Regions from separate parts of the Homo sapiens genome. Here region 2 is linked to region 1. A link is a loop called in an ENCODE intact Hi-C map of the cell type or tissue named here. Cell type or tissue: heart left ventricle. All regions are shown on one strand. Links, peaks and the distances in the headings refer to the core of each region. The heading gives the core; the rest is flanking DNA.

What was found. Peaks named below come from ENCODE experiments on the same cell type or tissue, not always from the same donor. Only the 100,000 strongest peaks of a DNase experiment are listed, where the experiment ranks them.
Region 2: a loop joins it to region 1, with 5 times the contacts of the local background. A loop is called at or near these places in 2 of 110 quality-filtered maps.

The regions. Positions count from the first base shown.
Region 1 is chr15:56,483,542-56,491,881 of GRCh38, forward strand. It overlaps a transcript of LOC105370832 not described here. Among named protein-coding and RNA genes, the nearest start is that of MNS1, 23 kb to the left of the region's middle. RefSeq lists an enhancer at 7,650-7,944. In heart left ventricle, for the core only: a CTCF peak has its summit at 7,775 (motif pointing right); a DNase peak (open chromatin) is centred at 7,780.
Region 2 is chr15:56,533,900-56,542,239 of GRCh38, forward strand. The region is part of intron 1 of LOC105370832 (a long non-coding RNA gene); the gene reads right to left. Among named protein-coding and RNA genes, the nearest start is that of MNS1, 73 kb to the left of the region's middle. In heart left ventricle, for the core only: no CTCF peak of the experiment used is centred there; a DNase peak (open chromatin) is centred at 4,192.

The sequences.
Region 1 (8,340 bases), core at 220-8,219:
CTGTAGTCCCTACATGGACAAAACAGTAATGGGAAACACAAATAATTAGTTCTTCCAACACCATCCAACCTGAGGAGTTTATATGGTTTGTTTATTTTAAAGAAAAGTCCTGGGAATTGGATTCAAATGAATCTGTAGAATTAATGAGAGTCGAATCTTACCTTTCTCATGAAGCAGAATGACCATTGCAGATAGTTAAGACGCAATCCCAGGACCTGGTGCATGATGTAAATCCCTCATAGGATGTTAAATAAGAACAATAATGTCAGTAACAACAAAACAACACTCTTATCTACATATGGTAACACCTATTAGAGGTAGAAAAGTGAAAGTATTTTAGAAGTACAGGCCGGGCACGGTGGCTCACGCCTGTAATCCCAGCACTTTGGGAGGCCAAGGCAGGCGGATCATGAGGTCAGGAGATTGAGACCATCCTGGCTAACACAGTGAAACCCTGTCTCTAGTAAAAATACAAAAAAAATTAGCCGGGCGTGGTGGCGGGCGCGTGTAGTCCCAGCTACTCACGAGGCTGAGGCGGGAGAATGGCGTGAACCCGGAAGGCAGAGGTTGCAGTGAGCCAAGATCGCGCCACTGCACTCCAGCTTGGGGGACAAAGCGAGACTCTACCTCAAAAAAAAAAAAAAAAAGAAGTACACTAACAAGAAAAGAATCCTTTGCAGCAAAGCCAGCTCACTGGAGACTCTTAGTACATAATTTTATCCAACTGCCTTGCAATAGACACCCAGAATAATGTTATTAATAGCAACCAAAAAATGACATCAATTTGAAAACACTAGGTTTAATGGATGCTGTCTTCAGGTCTGAGGACTTATTTTCCTAGATGCTGGGAGTGCTGCCAGTAGACAGCCCTGAGCTGTCAGCCCTCTTCAGAAATTATCCTTGGTCACAGACCACTGTCACCCAGTATCAGCTTGCATCCATAAACGCCTAGCCTTCTCACTGTGAGGAGAGTCAACTCTGAAGGGTCATCTAGCTTTACAGCTCCTGAGGGAATAGCTGAGGCCTTTGCTGAGACTGCAGTAAACTCAGCTTTTCCTTCCATCCAGCCCTGCCTCCTTCCCTTCCACAAATGTTGATCCTACGAGCAGTCTCTGATATGGTTTGGCTGTGCCCTTACCCCAATATCATCTTGAATTGTAATTCCCAAAATCCCCACGTATGGTGGGAGGGAACTTGTGGGAGGTAAGTCAATCATGGGAGCAGTTTCCCTCATGCTATTCTCATGATATGTAATCTTTCATGAGATTACATATCATGATTACATATCATGAGATTACATATCATGATTACATATCATGAGATTACATATCATATTACATGATATCATGAGATTACATATCATGATATTACATATCATGAGAGAGTAATCTGTCATGAGATCTGATGGCTTTATAAGGGGCTTCCCCCTTCTCCTTCCTGCTGCCATGTGAAAGAGTAACTAATACAGCAAGTTGGTACTGTAGAGGGTGGTGTGCTTCTGTGAAGATACCCAAAAATGTGGAAGTGACTTTGGAACTGGGTAGCAGGCAGAGGTGGGAACAGTTTGGAGGGCTCAGAAGACAAGAAAATCTGGGAAAGTTTGGAACTTCCTAGAGATTTGTTGAATGATTTTGACCAAAATGCTGTCAGTGATGTAGATAATGAAGTCCAGGCTGAGGAGGTCTCAGATGGAGATGAGGAACTTCTTGCAAACTGAAATAAAGGCGACTCTTGCTACACAAAGAGACTGGCGGAATTTTGCACTTGCCCTGGAGATCTGTGGAACTTTGAACTTGAAAGAGATGATTTAGGGTAACTGGCAGAAGAAATTTCTAAGTGGCAAAGTGTTCAAGAGGAAGCAGAGCAAAAAAGTTTGGAAAATCTGCAGCCTGACAATGCAAAAGCAAAGAAAACCCCATTTTCCGAGGAGAAATTCAAGCCAGCTGCAGAAATTTGCATAAGTAATGAGGAGCTGAATGTTAATCACCAAGACAATGGGGAAAATGTCTCCAAGGCATGTCAGAGATCTTCACAGCAGCCCCTTGCATCACAGGCCTGAAGGCCTAGGAGGGAAAAATGGTTTTGTGGGCCGGGCCCAGGCACCCCCTGCTCTATGCAGCCTTGGGACATGGTGCTCTGCATCCCAGCGGATTCAGCTCCAGCTGGTGCTAAAAGGGGCCAATGTACAGCTCAGGCCATTGCTTCAGAGGGTGCAAGCCTCAAGCCTTAGAAGCTTACATGTGGTATTGGGCCTGCAGATGTACAGAAGTCAAGAATTAAGGTTTAGGAACCTCCACCTAGATTTCAGAGGATGTATGGAAATGCCTGGATATCCAGAAGTTTGCTGCAGGGGTGTAGCCCTCATGGAAAACCTCTGCTAAGGCAGTGTGAGAGAGAAATGTGGGGTCAGAGCCCCTACACAGAGTCCCCACTGGGGCACTGCCTAGTGGAGCTGTGAGAAGAAGGCTTTTGATTTTAACAGGCTCATAGGTAGAAAGGACTTACATTGTCTCAGAAGAGACTTTGGACTTGGACTTTTTAGTTAATGCTGGAATGAGTTAAGACTTTGGGGGACTGTTAGAAGGGCATGACTGTGTTTTGAAATGTGAGGACATGAGATTTGGAAGGGGCTGGGGTGGATCGATATGGTTTGGCTGTGTTTCCACCGAGATCTCCTCTTGAGTTGTAGTTCCCATAATCCTCACATGTCATGGGAGGGACCCAGTGGGAGGTAATTGAATCAGGGGGGCAGTTACCCTTATGCTGTTCTCATGATAGTGAGCGAGTTCTTATGAGGTCTGATGGTCTTATGAGGAGATTTTCTCCCTTTTGCTAGGCACTTCTCTTTCCTACTACCATGCAAAGAAGGATGTGTTTGCTTCCCCTTCCACTATTATTGTAAGTTTCCTCAGGTCTCCCCAGCCATGTGGAACTGTGAGTCAATTAAACCTCTTTCCTTTATAAATTACCCAGTTGCAGATATTTCTTCATACCAACATGAGAACAGACTAATACAGTCCCTAATATGTATTCTGCATGCTAATCTCTGTCTCTAAGACTGTTTCTCTGGGAACCCAAGATGAAATACCAATGTAATCAAATGTTTTGTTTCTAATGTTATTAAAATGTATTGCTTTACATTAAAGATGTATACATTTTTAATAATCATTTAAAAATATGATATTGTTTGGATATGTTAAAATTACCTGCTACAGAACCACTTTCCTCTGGAAACAAGTAGGGCTGGTTGATTTGCTGTGATGGAAAAACAATCAGGAGTGCAAAGGGCATTTAAAGTAGGCTACAAAATTGTTAAGTCTCCATACTTGAGAAACTATACTGGGAATTGAGAAATGGCATTGGAGTTTACGTAGGGGAGAGAGAAATTAGGGGGTTGCTAGTCCCAGTGGGGATCCACACAAAGTTTTTGTTGTTGTTGTTGTTGTTAAGGCCTCTAGCTATACAGCTTCTTGAAGGCTAGGACTGATTCCCACAAAGAGCTCTGTCAAAGGCATTACAGCATAGTGAAGATGACTTCGTGTGGCCATCATCTGCCTTCTCTCTGTTCTTAGTCCCCTCTGCTCTTGGTCTCTCAGAACATCTTTTCCCCCTAATATTTTATAGCCAATAGAAATATGCTGAGGATATTTGAATTTTAGAAGAGAATTCAAAAGAAGGTACAATCTTTCAACATAGAAGCATGAATCTGAATTGCCAATGAAAGAGTTTCGGATACTATAACTAGAGCAGGAATGGTAATTTAGGGGAGACAGACAGTCTACCCAGCGTTGACCCAGATAATCTTCCTGAATACCTTTAATAGAGTCTTTGATTAATTGTGCCTTGTGCTGTGATTACTCATCCACCCCACACTGACACCTTGGTCGTGCAGTTTGCCTCACTATCAGTTTGAACTTCAATTCTGGATTTGACAATTCATTCAACAAATAATAACTAAGAACCTACCAGGTGCCAGAGACACAGTCGTAAAAAACCAAGACAAGGTCCCTGCCTTCTACTGGAGGAAGACAAAGAAACAAACAGATAAGCAAATATCATTGTTGCAGAAAGCAAGAAGGGCTAAGACAAGAATAAAGCAAGGTTAAGTTAGAGGACAACCAGGTGACCATTTTAGCTGTGATGAGTGAGGCCACTGAAGACCTTTCTGAACAGGTGACATGTGAACAGACACCTGAATGGTGAACATCAAGTCGTGAAGATTTAGGCAGAAGAGCATCCCAGGCAAAGGCTTGTAGTAGGAGCACAGCAAACAAAGGGGAGAATGACAGATGGGTTGGAGCAGTAGGCAGGGGTCAGAGCAAATAATTTGGATTTTGTTCTAAATAGTTACAGAAGGATTTTTTTTAAAGAATGAGAAATACGATGTGATCTAAGTTTGCAGAGATCCCGCCAACTGCTGCTTGAGGAGAGGGCTGTAAGGGAATGACAGTGAAGTCAGGTGAAGCAGTTGGAAAGGTAGAGTTATAGAGCAGGTAAGGTTGAGCATAGTGGTGCTCTGTAGAGGTTATGGGAACTGATTGGGTTCAGAATGAATTTTAGAAATAAAACCAACAGGACTTGGCAATGGATTAGGTGTAAGGAATGACAAAGAGATGACTCAAATATATCTCCCAGGTGTCCTTCCTGGCATAACTGAATGAATGATGGTACCATCAGTTGGGATGGAGAACACTGGAGGAGTAGACTTGGAGGCCAGGGAAAAATAAAGACTTGTGTTTGGACGTGTTAAATCTGAGATGTCTACATCCTACTGAAGATCTTAAATAGGACACTTGTGTATATAAATCTATAGTTCAGAAGAGAAGCTGGGGCTAGAAGTATAGATCTACACATCAACTGATAAAGATGCTTTTGGAACCCATGGGACTAGGGATATCAAGGAGATCAAGGGTATAAGAGATCAAGGACTGAGCCCTGAGGAACTTCAATATTTACAGAAGTGGTTTACAACACTCCATGCCCATTGAAATTACCAGAAGATTTTTTTTTAAATGTTGAACCTCTACCCATCCTTCACATATCTGATTTAATTGGTCTGGGGTTCAGTTTGAGTATCAAGAAATTTTAAAACTCCTCAGTGATTCTAACGTGCAGCTAAGGTGGAAACCACTGATTAAAAACTGTTAATTGTAGCTGTTTGACAGGCTGAGGGGAGAATCACGTAAGCCCAGGAGGTCAAGGCTACAGTGAGCTATGTTCATACCTTACACTCCAGCCTAAGTGACAGAGCAAGACCCCATCTCTTAAAAAAATGGGAAGAGAAAGCTAAGCCAGAATTACTAGAATGAAAAGAGCCATCAGCAAGGTAGGAAGAAAACCAGGACAGTAGTATCCTGGAAGTTAAGTGAAGAGACTGTTCCAAGAATGGCATGATCAACTGTGTCAAATGCTAATGAGACATTAAGTAAAATGAGAGAGAGAGAGAGAGAGAGAGGGGAGAAGGACATGAGGGTGTGGGTGACTCAAATGTGAAAAGCTTTTATAGGATGTAGGGGTGAAGGCCTGCCCAGCACAGGCTAAAGGGAGTGGATAGTGAGAAGGCAGAGATTGCTGCTGTGTGCTGTGTCCCTTCTGCCCTGGGCCAGGGTCACTCAAATGCTAGGCTCACATCCAGCATCTCTGGCTGCTCCTTGTCCCGGGGCTTGGATGGCCAATGCCCCTCAAATAACACTATCTCAATTACTTATTCCAAAAGCCAGTCAACATTTATTCCACAGCTCATTGAATACATACTCAGCACATACATGTGCTAGTTATTGTTAGGTAGTGGGGATACAATGCCAAATAAGTTAGAGTTCTTGCTCTCATGAAACTGTCAATTCATTGAGGAAGAGGGTCACAAATAATCACAACAAAATAGCAATCTTGATTCTACTTCCCCAATGTTACTCTTCGTTCAACTCTTATTTCCACTCACCTAGTTTAGGCCTTGAAAATGAGTAATAATGTCCTAAGCAGCCTTCCTGTATCCAGTCTCTCCCTTCTTGCCAATCTAGTTTAAACCTTGCTGCCAAATTCCTCTTTCTGAAACACAACCCTGTTCATGTAATCTGTTAATTGAGGAAGCCTTCATTGAGCACCTACTAAGTACAAAAAAAATGCAAGGTCTTCCCTCCTATAATGTAGGGTCAATTTATGGCTCAAAAATCCCAATCATGTAATATCGATTAAGAAGTAAACTTAGCAGATATCTAGTCCCCACCAGAATCTCCTATATTAATCTCTCTATAAATGATAAATGGACAGCTGGATGGAGAATCCATTTTTTTAAAAGGAGCCAAATACATATTCAAGAAGCTGGAATTTTTACAATTTCTTCCTCCAGTCCCGCTTCCTGCTCAACAGAATACAAGCTTCTTCATTGCCATTCAAGACCTTCTGTAGGCCAGGCATGGTGGTTCACACCCATAATCTCAGTACTTTGAGAGGCCAAGGTGGGAGGATCGCTTGAGCCCAAGAGTTTGAGACCTGCCTGGACAACACAGTGAGACCTTGTCTCTACAATAAAATAAAATAAAAACTAGCTGGGCATTGTGGCATGCTCCTGTGGTCCCAGCTACTCGGGAGGCTGAGGTTGGAGGATTGCTTGAGCCCAGGAGTCAAGACTCCAGTGACCCACGATCATGGTACTGCACTCCAGCCTGGGTGACACAGCAAGACCCTGTCTCTTAAGAAACTAAAGTAAATGAGAAGCTGAGGCGGGAGAATTGCTTGAGCCCAGGAGTTTGAGAACAGCCTGGGCAACATGGTGACACTTCATCTCTGCAACAAATACAAAAATTAGCCTGTCATGGTGGTGTGCACCTGTAGTCCCAGCTACTCAGGAGGCTGAGGTGGAAGGGTCACCTGAGCCCAGGGAGTTTGAGGCTGCAGTGAGCCATGATCACACCACTGCACTCCAGCCTGGGCAACAGAGTGAGATCTTCTCTTAAATAAAAATAAAATAAAAAGACCTTCTGTAGTTTGACCCTAAGGCACTCATGTCTTAGTTTCTGATATTCTCCCTTTACAGTACCCTCCCTGGATGTGCTTTCACACCACCACACTTTCCCCTTATTCCACATAATCAAATATTACACATCCTTCAAAGCCAAGGTCAAGGTCCACCTTCTCCATAACACCATGCTGAGTCCCTCAGCTGACTCATTACCTCCCTCACCTGAGATCCCTCAGGCTTTACTTTTACCTTCCTTAGGGGTTTCTATCTTTGATGATTGGTGCACCTGTCCTTTTTTTCATGCCTCATTGAAAGGTCCATGAGATTTGGGCTTATCTCCTGAATGTCTCCGTCTCCTCCATGGTACCCAGCATAGTGACTTGGAAGTTTCACTTGACAGACACTCGTGGAATGAACAGAGCAGTGATTCTCGGATCTGTTTCTTATTTTGTGAAAGGAGAAGCTTTCTTAACATACAAACATTTCTACTAACTCTAATATTATAATTCCTAAATTTAAAGTATTAGCTAGTATTGTATGCCTGATACTGTGTTTCCCATTTCGAAGACACAATTGTGACTTTTTGGGGGGAAAGAAAATACACAAGAAACAATTCACTTATAAACTGAATATAAAAAATGCTAGTTGTTAGCAACAGAAAATAACAAAGTTGCTCATACTGGGAGGACATACATGTAGTCAAGAGTCACCAGAGCATTAAAAGGAAGAGGTGCTAGCTGAGCTGAGCTTTGAAATCCCCATACAGTTCTTAAGTCCTGGGCATTTTAAGCCGGGAACGAAGGCTCAGTCAGGGCCACTAGAGGGAGCCAAGGCTTGCAATCTGCAGAACACGCTTTCTGGCTGAATTAGCCTTGGGTTCACAGATTCTAAAACATTTGCTTAGCAGATTGAAAAGGATCATCTTTATCACACATCTACAGGACCATTTCTAAAATGCAAGCTATGTTGAGTTTATTTTCAGTTTTTAGTAATGTTAAACCCCTTTGGAGAAGATAAATATTAAGAACTTAATGTCTGTGCATTTCATGCCATTTTCGCCAGTGAATATATCCTGAGACTTATTGGTGAGCTAATCTGAGATATTTAACAACCCCTGATGGGGTTTCTGGGGATGGAGGTAGAGAAGGACCAGGTGGGATCCTGTTCTATTCCCCTCCCACCTAATCAGACTGGCCGGGAGCTGGGCTGTCCTGGACCCACCAGTTTTCAGAGCTTGAGGTTCTCGCATCATCAGGCCGGGAGTCTAGAGGTTACTACCCACACTTTCAAATACTAAGCCTGTGGGACCAATTATGGCCACCCCCCTAGCCTTTTCAGTCAGTCCAACGCCACAGAAAGCCCTAAGCAAGTAGTGTTTAAAA
Region 2 (8,340 bases), core at 320-8,319, 50 kb after region 1:
TGCTAATATGCAAAAGCCCTGCCTGAGTCACAGATGGAAAATGCTTCTACACACCCTCAGTTTGGATTTTCATTTACCCAATGCAATGGGTTAACCTGTTTTGCACACAGCAACTGTCAAATAAGACAAGGAGTTCAGCTCAGGAGAAGAGAATAATGCTCAAAATTCTTGACTCCCCTTCAACAGCCTCCAACAATTGTTTCCCAGCACTGCATGGAGGCAGCTCACCACCTTTGGCAAAGCCTAGACTGTGATGCTTGTCATGAAGGCCTATACAATACACCCAGCTCTGCTTTGTGACATAGTCCCCGTGAGGGCCTGGGGAGAATGTTACCATATTTAGCTTTCCCAGGAGGTGTGGAAGAGTTCCCAGCTGTCCTGCTTAAGATGTTGGTTTAAACCAAATCCTTCATCTGCCTTTGCTCATGAAGCTAAACACCCACAGTAGAACTGGGAAAAGAGTACCTTAGGCCTCAGTTTATTTGTAGAGAGGAAAAGGTTCACACAAAAAAGAGAAAAAGAGATGCTCTCCCTTTTTAATTTGAGTGCCAGTCCTGGATCCCCAGTTGGCAAAGCCTTTTATAGTCATTTCTGCCCCAGAATTCTGCATCTGCAAGATCAGAGCTTATTAGTATTATCTCTTACTCTTCCTCCCAACATTGCCACTAGAGACTGTAAAAGGTTCAGACTATACACACTGAAAGGCAAATGGCTCTTGTTTAGCTATCATAGTGCAGGGTTTTGCTTGCACTAAAAGACATATATTCCTCTAGCCATACCAATAATATTAAACACTCACTTCACCCCAAAATCCTCTAGAACCTCAGTAGAACATGGAGAATATATTAGAAATCTGTATCTCTTATAACAGACCATATGTGAGTTACTATTTAGAGTAAGTCAAGAATACAGTTATATCCCACATAACAATGTTTTGGTTCGATGCCAGACTGCATATATGATGGTGGTCCCATAAGATTATAATGGAGCTGAAAAATTCCTATTGCCTAGTGATGTTGTAGCCATGGTAACTTCTTAGTGCAACACATTAATCACACGTTTGTGGTGATGCGAGTGTAAACAAACCTACTGCACTGGCCGGTGAAAAAGAATAACACATACAATTATGTGCAGACATAATACTTGATAATAAACAACTGTGTTACTGATTTATGTGTTTACTATGCTATACTTTTTAAATTATTGTCTTAGAGTATACTCCTACTTATTAAAAAAAAAGGAACTGCAAAACAGCCTCAGGCAGGTCCTTCAGGAGGTATTCCAGAAAAAGACATGATCATAGGAGATGACGGCTCCATGAATGTTAATGTCCCTGAAGACCATAAGATGTGGAGGTGGAAGACAGTAGAACTGATCATCCTGACCCTTTGTAGGCCTAAGATAACGTATGTGTTTGTGTCTTTGTTTTTAACAAAAAAGCTTAGAAAGTGAAACATTAAATAGGAAAAAGCTTATAGAATAGGATATAAAGAAATATTGTTGTACATCTGTACAATGTGTTTGTATTTTAAGTATTACAAAATAATCAAATAGTTAAAAAAAGTTTATAAAATAAAAAAGTTACAGTAAGTTTAGGTTAATTTACTATTGAAGAAAGAAAAAAATTTAGTGTAGCCTATGTGTACAATGTTTATAAAGTCTACAGTAGTGTACAGTAGTGTCCTAGGCCTTCACATTCACTCACCACTCACTCACTCAGAGCAACCTCCAGTCCCACAGCCTCCATTCATGGTAAATGCCCTATACAGGCGTGCCATTTTTAATCCTTTATATTCTGCCTTTACTGTACCTTTCCTATGTTTACATATGTTTAGATAGACAAACATTTACCATTGTGTTACAATTGCCTACAGTATTCAGTACAGTAACATGCTGTACAGATTCGTTGCCTAGGAGCAATTGGCCATATCATATATCCTATGTGTGTAGTAGGCTATACCGTCTAGGTTTGTTTCAGTACTGTACACTCTGTGACGGTTGCACAACGACAAAATCGCCTAACGATGCATTTCTCAGAATGTATCCCCATTGTTAAGTGACTCATGACTGTATTAGGGTCCAGGAGGCACCCTTGGTTTCATAGATCATGACAGTGATATTTATGTTTGTAGGCCATTGATCAATATTGACAACACAACTATCATAAAATGTAGAGCTCTATTTGTGTTTTCTCACTTTAGTTTGTTCAAAGTAGCCCATTGCACACTGATTATTCTCAAAGTAGGAAGCCTATGGATTCTTCAGGATAGAGTGGGACTTCGTGAATGAAATTTTTTGTTTTTTTGGTAGGGTAATTTACATCTTTAATAGGGACTATTATAAAAACTTGAAACATACTGACCTTGTACATCGAAGCCCCATTCAACATCAGACTATGGACACTAGGGCCATGGCCACACTAACTTGTAAGAAGGTGGAGCTCAGAGGTGGTCCGCTCCTCACTCTCAGTGACGTGTGAATCCAGATGATGACATCAGCAGACCAAATAGCATCTGCTCTCCTTTCTCCTCAAAATCTTCACAACCACATATGCAAACACACAGGCACATACTTGCTAGATCTAAAAATTAGTTTATGTGAAATATTGAACACTTCTACTGAGAGTCAGACGTATTGTCTTGAGAAGTAACACAGTGAAGCTACTCTGTTTTTTTTTTTTTTAATGTGTTTATCAGATTCAGTTGAGCCTGGAGTAAAGGCATGAGGAAGGGAGCCTCCAGCTGACAGACTCTGTTAGATCACAGAATAAAAGAAGCTAGAAAGAAGTCTGGAGACAAAGAGTGCTCTTTAGAGGGATGAAGCAGAAAGGGGACAATGGGACATTCTGTATGTACTTTGCCTGCTTCAAAACTATGTCTTAGAAATTCGGCTAGTAAACAACAAGTCAAAGCCAAGCTAAAGTCAACTAGAGGCAACCCCACTGTCTCTGAACCCACAAGTTGGGACGGGCTAAAGCTTTTAAGACAATTGTTTGTTTCTTCTTTTCTATAAGGGTAGTCCGAATCTGCCTTTCCAGCACATCTTCTGTTACTCCAATCCTGACCTAATGCTGGCCCCTTTTCTTGAATACTCCATGCAATTCTGGGCGTTCGTGACTTAGCTCAGGCTGTTTTCTCTCTTTAAAAACTCTCTGGGCCAGGCATGGTGGTTCATGCCTGTAATCCTAGCATTTTGAGAGGCCAAGGCGGGCGAATCACTTGAGTTCAGAACTTTGAGACCAGCCTGGGCAACATGGCAAAGCCCCATCTCTACCAAAAAAAAAATACAAAAAATTACCAAGGTGCCGTGGTATGTGCCTGTAGTCCCAGCTACTTGGGAGGCTGAGGTGGGAGAATCATCTGAGCCTGGGAAGTCAAGGCCGCAGTGAGCCATGATTGTGCCACTGCACTCCAATGTAGATGTTAGAGTGAGACCCTTTCTCCAAAATAAAAATTAAATTAAAAAAAAATCTCTTTGCCATCCTATTTGAAAATCCCTACATATCTTTTACACCCAAGCTCAAAGATATTCTCTCCTATGACATCTTTCTTGGGCAGGTAAATCAGTTCCTCCATCGTGTTTCCAGGATATGTTTTACACATTTATTGCCTTATATTGGGATTGAGTGTTGCCTTCCCATTAAGATGAACTCCCAGAGAGGAGTGATGGCATTTAATCATCTATGAATCATCAAAGTTTAGTCCACAGTAGGTGCTCCATACATACTTAATTAACAAATGAATGAATGAATAAAGCATTGCAATTTTTAAGGGAAGAAGCAGATGAGGACTTAGCAGGTGAGAAAGTTCCAAACAAAGTGCTAATGAATACTCCAGCCACTTTCTTGCAGAAGTTCATCTTTCACTTCCAGGCATTTGATTCTCAACATTTCTGTCCTTTTCCAAATTAGAGCTGTAACCCAGGTAAGTGTCAAAGCTTAGAAAAACCATGGGAAAAACCTTGGGATCCTGATAAATTTGAAGACAAACTTAAACTTCAGTGAAGTGACAACATTGCCTGCTTAGGTTATTTCTTTATGCATTTAAGAGAGGTTTATCTCTCCAAACCCAGCTGTGGTTTGATCTCACACTTCCTTCACACTTGCTTCAACACCTGTTAACCACAACCATGAGGCTGCCGGGCCTGGCTTCATCTTGCTTTCTGGCTGTTGCTACAATGGTGTAACCGCGGCTCCGCAGCTGCTATGTTGGCAGTCACTCCAGGGGCTGGGGCCTGGCTTCTGCCTTTGGGGAGCTTTAACAGTCACACAGGTCTTGGTGCAATAGATGCTTCCCTTCTTCTGGCTCCCACAGCCTTTTGCTCATCTGTCCTTGCAAAGCCTATCATATTTCACTGTAGTTAGCTCATGTGTATCTATTGCCCTCACTGTGAGGAAAGGACCATGTCCTACTCATTTTTCTCTCACACTTACCAGTGCTGGCACTGGAAGGAAAGAATGAAAACTGAGTGACCACATGAATTAATGAAACATTCTCCTTAAAATTATTTGTTGGAACTTTAAATAAAACACTCATCATCCTATCAGTTATTACACCCCCCCCAAAATGATACTTCTGATTTAGTGTAATTGGTTGCTTTTTCCCTCCCCCTTCACCCTGGAAACAAGTAATCTTTCTTGATTATCAACATCTATTCCCTAATACAAAAATAGAAAAGAAAAACATGGACTTGTTATAAACCTACTGATGGCTTCCTCTCCGAGAGCTACCTTTGTACATCTCTAAATAATATTTAACAATATTTGATTTCCTCAACCTCTCAGATTAGTGTGTCTGAGACATTATGTGGACACTGTGCATACTGCTTATGTATCTGAGCATATCTAATTCCATTAATGGCATGAATATAATGATGCTCCATTTAAAAAATATTACATGCAATTTTTTCATTTGGAGAATGGAATGCTTCTGGCTTTTTGGGGTCTTGAGAATTAAGTATCTCTTTGGAATCTTCAGGAAATTAGGTAAAATACTGAAAGTTTATCATGCATTTTAGAAATAAGGATGCCAGGTTATTCTCCACTTGAATGATCTATTTTGACTCACCTAAATTTAACTCTTCATTTCCAAGTCAGATCAGAGAGTGCTCACGGGCATGGTAAGGTGGGAAGTGAGGGCTTCGGCTCAAACCAGACTTAAGCTTGCTGAGCATCTTGACCACATTAGTAAACTCTTTTCTCTTCAGGTCTGTGAAGCAGGGATAATATTACTGACTGCAGAGGGTTACTGTGAAAATTAAAAGACAACATTGCATGCATAACATTCTTAGCTGTATTTTGTGAAACAGCATTCCCTCTACTGAAGTTAGTATCCTTCCTTTCCTCATTTACTGGTCACCAACAATGCTTCTTTTCCCAACAGGGTGCACTGTAGTGTTGATACGCAAGTATCACTTCCTATAGAACGGGGAAGTTGAGGTGTGTGCATTATACAGTTACACAGTTGAAGCAAATGTTAAGAACAATTCCCCGGTATTTTGATATAACGCACTCTGGGACCTTCTGGTTCTTCTCTAGTGGCGGTGCCTTTATTCAGTCCAGAGACTTCTCCTCTTAGCCTCAGTCTCTGAGATTACTACTTCACCCACACTCCTTTTCTCCTCAACCTCCAGACCTCAGGAGCAGGTTCTTGTCTTTGCTTTTCTTCTCCACATTCCCGCCAGCTCAGCCAGCAGCCTCCCTGGGTTCTCCTCACAGAAAAACCTCCGGTTTTCGTAGTCCAGACTCCACTTCTCTGATCTGAGGCTGTTCCCCGGATCACACCCTGAGTGTCATTCTCCTTAGCTCTTCCCGAGCAAACACTCTTGTCCTCAGAATGTCAGGTTCTCCTTGATAGGGTGTTTCTCTACCTTCTCCAGCTGGGTCATTTACTTAATCCTTTTCTGACCTTTGGTTATCCTAAAGGCACATCTCAGCTTGTCACAGTCACTCTTTTTTACCATTTTAATCCTCTTAGAATCACATGGAAAATCCCTGTCCTTGGCAGGAGTAATAGAGATGAACACAGACAAAGGCCCATTTATAGCTGAACAACACCCTTGACTTTGGAAGTGTTTCTCCTCTTCCTTTACAAAAGCGAAGCACTTCAAGCGCACACTTTTCTTATATCCACTATTTCTACCTGTTTCCCTTCAACTAACAGTAAAGGAGATAGAGGACTTTTAAATTTAAAATCGTTCCTTCCTTCCTTCCCTCCCTCCCTCCCTCCCTTTCTTTCTTTCTTTTTCTTTCTTTCCTTCTCTTTCTTTCTCTCTCTTTCTTTCTTTCGTTTTCTTTCTTTTGACGGTCTCCCTCTGTTGCTGAGGCTGGACTGTACTGCCCTGATCTCGGCTGGCTGCAACCTCCCTGCTTCGGGCTCCCGTGATTCTCCTGCCCCCGCCTGCCGAGTGCCTGGGATTGCAGGCAAGCGCCGCCACGCCTGACTGGTTTTTCTATTTTTGGTGGAGACGGGGTTTCGCCGTATTGGCCGGGCTGGTCTCCAGCTCCTGACCTCCAGTGATCTGCCCGCCTCGGCCTCCGGAGGTGCTGGGATTGCAGACGGAGTCTCGCTCACTCAATGCTCAATGTTGCCCAAGCTGGAGTGCAGTGGCGTGATCTCGGCTAGCTACAACCTCCACCTCCCAGCCGCCTGCCTTGGCCTCCCAAAGTGCTAAGATTACAGCCTCTGCCCGGCTGCCACCCCGTCTAGGAAGTGAGGAGCGTCTCTGCCTGGCCGCCCATCGTCTGGGATGTGATGAGCCCCTCTGCCTGGCCGCCCATCGTCTGGGATGTGAGGAGCACCTCTGCCCGGCCGCCCATCGTCTGGGATGTGAGGAGCGCCTCTGCACGGCCGCCCCGTCTGGGATGTGAGGAGCGCCTCTGCCCAGCCGCCACCCTGCCTGGGAAGTGAGGAGCGCCTCTGCCCGGCCACCCTGTCTGGGAAGTGAGGAGTGCCTCTGCCCGGCAGCTGTGCAATCTTCCAACTGTGAAGTGACATCCTTTCCGCAGGTGTACCCAACAGCTCCGAAGAGACAGCGACCATCGAGAACGGGCCATGATGACAATGGTGGTTTTGTTGAAAAGAAAAGGGGGAAATGTGGGGAAAAGAAAGAGAGATCAGATTGTTACTGTGTCTGTGTAGAAAGAAGTAGACATAGGAGACTCCATTTTGTTCTTTACTAAGAAAAATTCTTCTGCCTTGGGATGCTGTTAATCTATAACCTTACCCCCAACCCCGTGCTCTCTGAAACATGTGCTGTGTCAACTCAGGGTTAAATGGAATAAGGGCGGTACAAGATGTGCTTTGTCAAACAGATGCTTGAAGGCAGCATGCTCGTTAAGAGTCATCACCACTCCCTAATCTCAAGTACCCAGGGACACAAAAATTGCGGAAGGCCGCAGGGACCTCTGCCTAGGAAAACCAGAGACCTTTGTTCATGTGTTTATCTGCTGACTTTCTCTCCACTATTATCCTATGACCCTGCCACATCCCCCACTCTAAGAAACACCCAAGAATGATAAATTTTAAATATTTATTTTTCCTCTTTTAAAAAAGATCAAAAATGTTCACTCTGATGGTAGTTTCTTCTGCTGTGCAGAAGCTCTGCACAGCAGAAGAAACTACCATCAGAGTGAACAGGCAACCTACAGAATGGGAGAAAATTTTTGCAACCTACTCATCTGACAAAGGGCTAATATCCAGAATCTACAAAGAACTCAAACAAATTTACAAGAAAAAAAAACAAACAACCCCATCAAAAAGTGGGTGAAGGATATGAACAGACACTTCTCAAAAGAAGACATTTATGCAGCCAAAAAACACATTAAAAAGTGCTCATCATCACTGGCCATCAGAGAAATGCAAATCAAAACCACAATGAGATACCATCTCACACCAGTTAGAATGGCAATCATTAAAAAGTCAGGAAACAACAGGTGCTGGAGAGGATGTGGAGAAACAGGAACACTTTTACACTGTTGGTGGGACTATAAACTAGTTAAACCATTGTGGAAGTCAGTGTGGCGATTCCTCAGGGATCTAGAACTAGAAATACCATTTGACCCAGCCATCCCATTACTGGGTATATACCCAAAGGATTATAAATCATGCTGCTATAAAGACACATGCACACGTATGTTTATTGCAGCACTATTCACAATAGCAAAGACTTGGAACCAACCCAAATGTCCGACAATGATAGACTGGATTAAGAAAATGTGGCACACATACACCATGGAATACTATGCAGCCATAAAAAAGGATGAGTTCATGTCCTTTTTAGGCACATGGATGAAGCTGGAAACCATCATTCTCAGCAAACTATCGCAAGGACAGAAAACCA